Linked DNA regions of Homo sapiens: region 1 is linked to region 2. The links are chromatin loops, found by intact Hi-C in ENCODE. Cell type or tissue: Caco-2. All regions are shown on one strand. Links, peaks and the distances in the headings refer to the core of each region. The heading gives the core; the rest is flanking DNA. Region 1 overlaps TTC13 (tetratricopeptide repeat domain 13). Region 2 overlaps TRIM67 (tripartite motif containing 67).

Evidence for each region. Peaks named below come from ENCODE experiments on the same cell type or tissue, not always from the same donor. Only the 100,000 strongest peaks of a DNase experiment are listed, where the experiment ranks them.
Region 1: a loop joins it to region 2, with 5 times the contacts of the local background. A loop is called at or near these places in 16 of 110 quality-filtered maps.

The regions. Positions count from the first base shown.
Region 1 is chr1:230,936,426-230,941,803 of GRCh38, reverse strand. TTC13 (tetratricopeptide repeat domain 13) reads left to right here. Exons shown (of 23, transcript NM_024525.5): 7 at 1,248-1,364; 8 at 2,308-2,418. Among named protein-coding and RNA genes, the nearest start is that of TTC13, 40 kb to the left of the region's middle. RefSeq lists a silencer at 4,595-4,795. In Caco-2, for the core only: no CTCF peak of the experiment used is centred there; a DNase peak (open chromatin) is centred at 2,813.
Region 2 is chr1:231,216,629-231,222,006 of GRCh38, reverse strand. TRIM67 (tripartite motif containing 67) reads right to left here. Exons shown (of 10, transcript NM_001004342.5): 10 at 442-5,378. Among named protein-coding and RNA genes, the nearest start is that of FSAF1, 22 kb to the left of the region's middle. RefSeq lists enhancers at 680-1,180, 4,331-4,830 and a silencer at 5,362-5,378. In Caco-2, for the core only: no CTCF peak of the experiment used is centred there; DNase peaks (open chromatin) are centred at 1,816 and 2,196.

The DNA of each region.
Region 1 (5,378 bases), core at 211-5,210, 280 kb after region 2:
TTTCCTTCCCAAATACAACCCCAGCCCACTGTGCTTTTTGAATTCTCAGACATATATTCAATTTCTTTCCTCTTTCTGAGCTATCATGCTTACTACTGGTGATAGGCCTGCCTGAATCCTCTTTCTTGCTGGTTTTAAACTTCTGTAGAGTAGGAAATTATAAAATTCGGTAGAAATAACCTGTCTAATAAGGATGGAATAGGCTGGACATGGTGGCTTATGCCTGTAATCCCAAAATTTTGGGAGGCCAACACAGGAGGATTGCTCAAGGCCAAGAGTTCAAGACCAGCCTGGTCAATGTAGTGAGACCCCTACCTCTGCAAAAAATTTTAAAAAATAAATTAGCAGGGCATGATGGCACAACCCTGTAGCCTAAACTACTCAAGAGGCTGAGGTAGGAGGATTGCATGAGCCCAGGAGTCCGAGGTTACAGTGAGCTATGATTGTGCCACTACATTCCAGCTTGGGTGACAGAGTGAGACCCTGTCTCTAAAACAACAACAAAATAAACCCTAATTTAAGGACGTTCATTCAGGATAAAGTGCTTGGGCTTAATTGCATGAACACTGATACCCATTTTGGATTTTCTTATGTCTTTTTGGTTTACTTTTGCATTCTGAACTGTCTTCTATATTTTCATGTTGCCTGAATACAACTGATTGCTGGCTCAAAAGAGCTTTTCCAAACAGGCTTGCAGATATTTTTCCTCCTACTCTGCAGATCATGACTCATGAGTTAAAAGTTGTTACACAAAAGGGCTTAAAGAGCATCTGGAATCTTAGAAGTTGTCATTCAGCTCTTCTTACCATAGAGGACAGAGCTAAAGACCATGGAAGACTCTAATCTGTGTCCGATAATTTGTCTATTTTAATGGTTCAAAGTTATCTTTCAGGTTAATTTTGACATCTTTGTGTATAGATGCCAAATTTTGATTTAAAAGATAAAATCAAGAAAAAAAATCACATTGCAGGAAAAGCAACATCTGATACAACCCAGAATGTGAAATAGTGACAAGGCAGTTGCTGCAGTCATAGTTCATCAGCCTCCTGCTTGACTGGACAAAGATTAGTGGCACCTCAGCTGGTTGACTTTGAACCCCACCGCATAATATAGGGGGTCAAGGATTGCAGCCTGCTGAGAGTAATTTTTGAGTGGAGTATGGTGAGGTGGAATTGAAGAGTCAAAAACATTGGGATTTTAGGGTTGGTCATTGGTATTCTTCCTGATTACATGTTTGGGATTTCTAGATTCTGTCCCCTCTGGGACGAATTAATGAAGCAGTGAATGACCTCACTAAAGCTATCCAACTGCAGCCCTCAGCACGGCTGTACAGACATCGGGGAACCCTGTACTTCATATCAGAGGTGACTGGTTTTTGTCTTGAAGTATTTTTATGATGATGAAGATTTCATTTTTCCCTTGACCTCAGAAAGTGACTCTTTGATAGATTTGGGCTTTGACTGTTTAGTAATATGTCTGTGTCATAAGAGTTATAAAAGCATTTTCTGTAGCTGAAATTAAACCCAGTGGAGAACATTAAGTACTAAAAACATTTTCTTGTTTGAGCTGTCAGCAATAACTAATTCTGGACTGGCATTTAAAAAAAGAGAGAGAAAGATAAATTTAGTTTGTGGATTGTATGTCAATCTTTCTCGCAAATGTCCTCATAGGGAAGCAGGTGTGCATGTTGTCAATGTGATTATTAAACTTAGCGGTACAATTTGAATTTCTTTGGGTTTCACAGCCCAAGAAACACACCCTGAACTAGCATGGCTTTCCAGACTGTAGCTTCTCTATGTAAGTGACCCAAGCCTGACAAGGTTGTCTTTTATCATCAGAGTGGCATTTATGATTGCCACAATTATTTCTGTGGCTTATAGTACTTTAAATAACAATTTTCTGTGCCAAAGAAAATATATTAAAAGAGTCTCAGCATAACACATTTTAATGTTAATCTGTGGCATAATTATTCTGGGAATATCCAGTATGATAAAATGCTAGTACCAGAAATTTCTCTAACAGATTATTACCATAATACTATTTGAGATAAATTTTTTTGTAGTTGAGACAGAGTGCTTAAATTAAACCTTTGTTTTTCTCACAATCGCTTTTCTTAAAAAACTCCCAACTGTTTGAATGAGTAGTATAAGCACTTAACCAATATATAGTGTCATGAAATGTTTCCTTTAAAGCCAAAAAGGGCAGAGGATGAATTGAGATTTTTTTTCTCTACCAGCCAAAAATTAGGAAATGTTCACATATCTAATGAATACTATTTTATTTTTCCCCCCACTCTCCTTTTTGTAGGACTATGCAACAGCCCATGAAGACTTTCAGCAGTCCTTAGAACTGAACAAAAACCAGCCTATAGCTATGCTATACAAAGGTTTAACTTTCTTTCACAGAGGACTTCTGAAGGTGAAAGTGTTGTGCATATGTGTACCATATGATGACTCTGCTTCTCTTTTGTGGGTGGGAGGAATTTCGTTTGATTGATGGCTGGTATTTATTATTTATTGAGCTCCTACTCTTTGATGGGTTCTTGGAGGGAGATACAGAAAGGGAAAGGATCAAAGGTTAATAAGTGGAAGAAATGATACTTTACCTTTATAGAGGATACAGTTTGCAAAGCTTTTTCCACATATAATTTATCATATGGTAAACATACTCAAGAATGTAATATAAACAAAGTGCTTTGAAAATGTAGATAAGAAAGATTCATTGGAACTGCAGAGTTAGAGAAAGTTCCAAAGAACAGGTGGACTTTGTCCTGGAGCTGGAAGACTGAGTAGGATTAGGGGGTGGAGGTGGGAGAAGAAAAGCCCTTCAGGCAGAGAGGAGAGCGTGGGTGATGACTTGGGGAGATGGAAATATGGGCAGTTCACAGAGTGGGAAGTAGTTGGGTATGGTTTAAGGGAGATGAAGCTGGAAGGTCGGTGGAGGGCAGGTCCTTATCCTGGAGTACTGTGCTAAGCATTTTGACTTAAATTTGCAGACCAGAGGATCTATAAATTCTAGGTTGCCAAAATGCATAGATTCCAGCACTGAGACCAAATCTGTAATTTAGGAAGTAGATTCTGACAGTGTGGTGGCTGAGGAGATGAGGGACAGAAGGACTGACTAGGTGACATTGGTTGGGTCTAGGTCAGTGGGCATGAAACTTGACCCAGCTCCTTGAGAGACCACAGGAACAGGTTGGGAGACCCTTCTTTGATTGACTGTATTAGTATTGCTTGAGAACTGCCTGACTGCTGGGCAGAGGAGGTAGAGGGAAACAGGAAAGCTATCTGAACTGACTGAAAGTATGGGCAGAAACGTGGCCTCCAGCCTGGCCCTTCCTCCTGCCTGGGCACTCGATTCCATGTTCCGAGTCTGTGCGGGGAACCCACTGTGAGAAGGCTTGTGACAGGAGCCGGGGGCCTGGAACCTGACGGGGAGCTGCCTCTCTCACCTGGGCCTCCTTAGTGCCGCTCAAGGCCTGGCACACAGTAGGTGCTCTCACACAGGACATATCCAAGCTACCTGATGGAAGACAGACGGGCCTGAGAACGAAACAGAGGCAGCCTGCACAGCCAAAAAGCAATTCATTCTGACAGGAGCCCCAGAAGGTGGTACTTAACAAGAACTTTGAAGGCTGTGAAGAAATTTAGTAATGTGTGGCAGGGATATGTATTCTGCAGAAAGAACAGACATTTTATTATTGAAAGAGGTTTGAGGATCTGACATACATATATTTGGGTTGTGGGGAGAGTGTTTACCTGTGAAAAGGCTGCACATTGCAAATCCTCAGTGTTAAGGGCAGTGCCTGTCACAAAGTAGGTGCTCAATACGTATTAGTGCAATAATGAATTTCAAGGACAGAGCATTGAAGTTGATGTTGAATGGTCTTGGTTTGAGCTCTCGCTCCAAGCTCCATGGGCAATCAGTTTCTCCTTCCATGTCTATAAAGTGGAAACAATTCTACTTTCTGCCTCTTGGAGTGATCGTGAGGATTCAATAAAATACTCTATGTGAAAAGTACTTTGTAAGCTTTAAACAGGAATCAAATATTAATTATTATAGATTATTTTATCTGTGAAAATTTAAAGTTTTACAGATTCTAAAAGAAAACTCCCATCCCACTAAAAACCAAACCAAAAGGAATTTTGCAGATTCTATTTCATAAACCTCACATTCCTTTTGGAAGTATGTGGAGGATACTCCTAATAAAGACCTCTCTCTCCCCTCAGGATTCAGACTGGCAGCCGCAGGCTTTGAGAACAATTTCTTAAAACATGCTTTGAGCAGCTGCCAGATAGACTTGTCCAGTTTATTTTGTATCTGCCCTCTGTTCCTCTCATCTTCTCTGACAGTCACCTTAAATTTTAAAAACTCAGAACTTCGGTACTCTACTCAAATTATATCCCTTGGATATCTCATGGAGGAGAAAAAGATTACAAATACAAAAAATACCAACCTATTTGTATTAAGAGGTTGAAAATATTTTTAAAAGTAAACAAATGCAAACGGTTTCACTTTTAACATTGTTACTGTAAAGCCAGGTTTAGGAACATGGATGGGGCTCTTTGGGGTATTTGAAAATGAGAATTTTTCAGAAAAGAGAAACTAACTACAAATTGCACAAGAACTGAAATTCAGTTTGATTTGCTTTAGATCTGCATGATAAGAACCTAGAAACAGTGCTTTCATTTTGAGCATTAAAAGCCCCTCAGCAAACTAGTCCTACCAAGTTATTTGGTACTCTGTCCTTTTCACCATGCTCATAAGCACAGCATCAGCAAGTATAATAGATGGGAACTCTTGCTTTGCATTTTTATAGATCCACTGTCTGAGGAGGTTAGAGTAGTTACTTACTGACTCCTTCATCCCAACGGCATCTCCATGAGGTATAGAAGGAGTGGAGGGTGTCCCTGTTACACAGATTGGAAAACTGAGTCGGTAGTGAAACGGCTGAATTAATAAATGAACTTTGTCTAGGTTTTTCTGTTTCTCTTGTTAACCGCAGAGACAAGTATTAAATGGACCAGTGAGTTTGAGCTATCTTTATATCCTAAAGGTGGTCTCTCTTGGCCAACAGCAATTTAGAAATTAATTGAGTGGGTGATTGCTTATTTACTATATGATGTAATACGTTAGAAGTATATTAGGCAATATTACATTACAAATTTTACAACTATCTAATCCAGGGGTTATATCAGGCATTTTGGATCTTCCCAGGGAAACAACAAAAACTTTTCTATTGAATTCCATTGTTTTATCTATGTTGTAAGGATATTTCACAAACCATGCGTCCCAAGCACCATCAGTCTTCACTTTGAGAGTTTTCTGAGAGTGTTCTCTTAGTTACAAGGAACAGCCCTAGGGTGGTGGTTGCCTGT
Region 2 (5,378 bases), core at 195-5,194:
CTCACTGCAGCCTTGACCTCCAGGGCGCCAGCGATCCTCCCTCCTCAGCCTCCTGAGTAGCTGGGACTACAGGTGCACCACCACGGCTGGCTAATTTTTGTATTTTTGGTAGAGACGGAGTTTCACCATGTTGCCCAGGCTGGTCTCAAACTCCTGGCCTCAAGTGATCTGCCTGCCTTGGCCTCCCAAAGTTCTGGGATTACAGGTGTGAGCCACAGCACCCAGCCTAGTTTAGAGTCATATGTAATCACCCTGAGATTTCCTGGGCACGCGAAGCAGAACCACATTGACCCTGCTACTTAGTAACGCCCAGCCCCACTGGGGGAAGAGACCGTGTGGCCTCCCCTCCTGTAGCCTCTGCCCTGTCTGCTGGGCAGTCAGGGCCAGTTGGGAAAAAGGCAGACCTGACCACGGAGCAGGAATTACAGACCACATCTTGTCTTTCTGTTGTTGGCAGTGTCAAAAGAATTTATTTCAAATCTGCTTAAGACTGTGGTAAAACTCAGGTTTTCCAAAAGGTAATACAGAAAGTTCAACTAACCCCCAAAGACCAGAAAACACAGTGTTTGCAATTCAAAAAATACAAACGCTTGTGGATACCAATACAAAAATTAGAAAAAAGTTGCTTTCCTTACCACTCCCCGCTACCCCCCGTGTTTTCAGTGGAACATCCACAGCAATAGGACCAAGAGCTGCCACCAAATACCAACAACGAGTGACCGAAAGTGGATGTGATGGGGGAAGGGGAGGGAGGAGAAATGGGGATAAAGAAAGGCAAGAAAATTGGACTTCTGTCGACGGTCAAAACAAGGACGCGAAGCTTTTTGTTTCTTGTTAAATCCCTTTGCCAACGTTAAACAAACACCTCTCATGCTTAATACAACAGCTTAGTGCCAACGCAGCAATCCTACATCATGCATTGAATGTTTTCTGCTTTGCCCGCTCCCCACTTCTTCTGGGTGCCGAGAAAGCCTGGGGCTCTGGGTGTCTGGTTTCCAGGGCTAGGAGGAGTTGGAGAGGCTTCCCCGGCTGGGTCTCACCCAGTAAGCACCTGACATGTTCCTGCTACTGCAGTTGCAAGCAGTCACCTTCCCGAACCTGAAGCCTGGTTTTGGCCTCTCCTCAGAGCTTTACCCGAGGGCCTGGCCTGGTCTGCAGTGCCCGCATCACCGGCCCACAGGTCCCTAGGCCTTTCCCAGGACTGTGCTCCTTGAGAGAAGAGCGATGGATCCGGACGAGACTTCCCTGGAGGTCTCAACTCCCAGCTCCTGACTGATGTCAACGTCAATCATTGAAAAAGCCAGGGCCTCCCCCAACCTGCATAGCTCGTGCTGGTGAAGCCCCAGCAGTCCCAGCGGTTATCAGTCATCTGAAAGTGACATGATGACCCACTAGCCCAACCAGCCTTCAAAACTTCGGCTCAGTTGCATCTCTTCGTGCTATCCACACTGGATTTCAAACCCATTCACACTGCAGAGACCCCTCGAAACAAAGGAGGCAAGCTGTGAGATGAGAGACCCCTTAGATACCAGAACTTAGGTAACAAAGAAGGCAGAGGCCTGGGTTAGTGTCCTTCCTTGGTTTAAAGGGGCTTCTGCTCACAGAGGCCTTGAGGCCTCGCAGTGAGACTGCTGACAGGTAGCCTGTTCATAGCACTCACACAGAGCGCCATTCAAACAGGCCTCGCCGGGAATGGAAACATATGGGGTGTTACTTTCTATGGTCATAGGAAACCTGTCTTAAAGGTCTATTTTACCCACTGGAGGCCAGGCAGCTCCTTGCCCTGGTCACAAGGAGGCTTGGATGGAAGACACTGGTCAGAGAACACTGGAACGCCCCCCACAGGTTTGAGTCACTGAATGGGAATCATTAGCTTAGATGCCAGAGATGAAAGACTGCACTTTTTTTCTTTAAAAATGTTATTGTATAATCCTCACAATACATCAGAGGAGGTAGGTTAGTATGACTAGTCTCATTTCAGGTGGGGATACTGAGGCACAGAAAGGATAAGAGATTGGCCCCCACTCATACCATGAATCACTATTAAAGCCAGGTTAAAAGAGGGAAGTAACCGAGGGCTGAACTTGGTGTCTGATCAATACATCCTGCCCGAAACCTGCCCTCATATTTTTACAGCCTAGATATTAGGTTAAAGCTGCAGGATCCTTTGATCTTCTGGGAGGAACTGCCAAAGAATGTGGTCAACAAACACAGCTACCGGCTCACTTGCAAAAGAAAAGTCCTGAAATTTTCCAGCATCACCATCTTGAATATTTGCCAATAAGATCTGTTAGATTTTTTTAAAAACCAATTGAGGGCCACAAACCCATTAAGAAGTTCCTGTTGCTTCCAGTAAAATGTGGCCAAGGAAAACAAAGGTAACGAGTTTTGCTTTCTAGGAAGTGGGGAGCGGGCAGGGGGCATCTTCAGTGAGTGAAAATTCAAGACCCAACAGGTTGGCATCTGTTGGAGGTGGCTCACCCCATTTTCCCCTACCTGCCCCCTGAAGACACATGGAAAATCCTGGGCTTGGGTATCAAGATAAAGGCTGGCAGCTTTGTCACATACAGGCTTTCTATGGAACAAAGCAGCCGGAGCGCCACAGTCCCTCTACAGATCCATGCATGACAAACCACTGGCATAACCTGGTGGTTCTCAACTTGTGGAGGCCCCCAGGAGATACCTAGCAATGTCGACAGATACTTTTGGTTGTCACACCTAACTTGGGGGTTGCTACTGGCAGATGATGGGTAGAGACCAGGGATGTTGCTAAACATCCTACGGCATACAGAACCTATCGCAAAATGTCAGTAGAGGTTGAGAAACCCTGGCGCCACCCCACGGGCTGTGCAGCAGTGTTCTTTAGCATTCACATGTTGACTCCCCCTAAGGATTGACCCTCCCTCACTACCTCAAAGCCAGCAGGTGGCCATGGGACCAGCAGCAGCCTCCTTGACACTGAACCACCTGCCCACCGGTGCCGAAACCCGCCTTCCCAGGGGGACCAAGCCTTTCGCTTGCAATGAGAATTAAGGCTTAAATGCAAATATCCCTGGAAGAAATACACAAAGATCCTGCATTCTGATCCTTTCCTGAGAGTGCTGTGGTGGGGCGGAGGGCAGGGGCACCAAGAGGGAGAGAAAGGGCGCAAAGAGGAGGGTGGGCCTGCCCCCAGCTCTCTTGGTGAGCTCCACAGAGCCTGCCCAGGCTCAATCCGGAAAGCACCACCCTCCTCAAACTTGGTGGGCCATAGGGCACCTAGGGCGCTGTTGCAACTACAAAGTACATATCAGGCTGAAGATGCAGCCTGGAAATATATACAGTTTTATAGTGTTTAGGTCAGTTACCTTGTGGGTCAGTATTACTGGTGTCCTCTTTAATTGGAATCATTATTTTCCCAAGGAGAACAGAGAGAGGAAAAGCAGGCTTTGGGGAAATACCTTCCCCTGCTTTGAATTAGGAGCTGGGATGCTATGTATGCAGTGAGGTGCTAGTGGATATTTTCGGAAGAGATTAATTTTAAAAGGAAAAGGCATACACTTTGACCAAGCTTGCTCACTAGCAAAGAACAACTGCAGAACCACATTACAGAGGCACTATTTACAATGCAATGGAACTCGACATTTTTAAACTACTTTGAATTCCTTTTTCACTGAAACTGCTTGATAGATTTACACCAAGTTACTCCTCAGCCAGCCCAACAAAAGCCTCATCTTGATATCATTTATATGTATGTACAAATGTGCCACCATGATGTAACGTGTTATGGAATTCGATGGTGGATGAGAATTCCATGACCTGTCTGTCATTTCTACTCTGAAACCCGGGACCTTCCTGGCCATGAGGAATTGATAAGTTCCTTCTTCACTTTTCTGATCCCTCAAAAACACAAGTGTGTGGCACGGACCTGTCGTTCTCTTTGAAGTCAGAACATTGAAGGTGTTTTGTGCTGAAGACAGGAGAGGTGTCTGTGAAGGAGAGCTGGATGCTGTCCCTGGCATCGGCCGTATTGCTTCTGGGCTCCTGGAGGAGTCAGAAAAGGGAGAATCCCAGCCCCCAAGCTCAGGGTGGCAGTGGGGAGGAGGGAGTCCTGGCTGCACCTCTCTGGACTTCAGGGAACTTTTTTCTGAAAGAGGCCACCGGATTTGAGGGCATTACCCTCCTGCACTTTCCACTTCTCTCCTGACCTGGATGCTGCTCCCTCAAAGGGGTTAGGTTCAGGGTAGCCCCAGGCAACTTGTGCTCCAATGATGGGCGATTCTTCTGCAGAGCTGGGGCCACCTGGTGACCTGGGCTGTGGTGATGGTGGAGGCTCCACAGCCTTCCCCAGGGCTCCCCTGTGAGAAGCTGCTGTCACCAGGCAGCCCTGCCTAGCCCACTCTCATTCTGGGGGCAGGGTGTAGGCCTGTTTTTTTTTCAGAAGAGAGCTAGACACTTCCCAAAGCTGATGGCTTCCTTGGCCCCAGGAAAGTGGTGGCTCCTCTTCATCCTCAATCTTTAGGGATCGTCTCCATGCTCCAAGCAAAGGCCACCCAGAGCTATGGCTAAGGATGAAGCTGCAGGGATATGGGAGACAGAGGCAGAGGTGCGGGCAAGGACACAGGGTCCCAGGTCTTGTGTGTCACCACCAAGAGCTCTGGACAGGGCTCTGGGATGGGAGGAGGAGACCCAGAAACCGCTTGGTGAGATGACAAGGAAGAGGCAAGACCTAGACTTCCATGAAGCAGATAGCTCCCAGGCTCCGCAGCAGAGACTGCAACACAGCACCGAGCAGCTCCTGGAGACGGGGCAGCTGGCCTTGCCGGCCACATCTGCAGAGACAGCGGACCAAGCAGCCTTGCAGACCAAGAGCATGAGCTTTGAGGTAGGATTGTCGGGCCTGCTGAGTGGAGGGGGGGTACCTGCATGGCTCCGGCAGGCAGTTACTCAGAAAGCAGGCGCGGTGTCTGAACAGGAAGGCAGAACCAAGGACGCACAGTTGGTGCTGGTGAATGGGCGAATTTTATAAAAATCCAGTCCAGCAAATTGACAAGTCACTTCTCAGCCTCAGAAATAAAATGCTTGACAAAATATATTCTTTTTAAAAGGAGAGAGAAATGTTACTACCAGGTGGAGCTGGAGGTGGCAGGTGACTGGGAAGATGAGAGGAGGGAGGAGAGGAAGGGTTCCCTGGGAACAAGAGCCTGGCAGGCTCAAAACCCCTGCCATGAGCTGTCTCTGAGAGGTGTGGATGAATCAATGTGGATCTCAAGGGAGAAGCCTGGTGTTTCCAGAGTCCTGCCCTGGCAGGTCAGACTCGGCACACCCAGTCTCACAGTGGGAAGCTGGGAGACAAGGTACCTGATACTGCCCTTCTATTTCCTGCCTTCCCCAGAGAT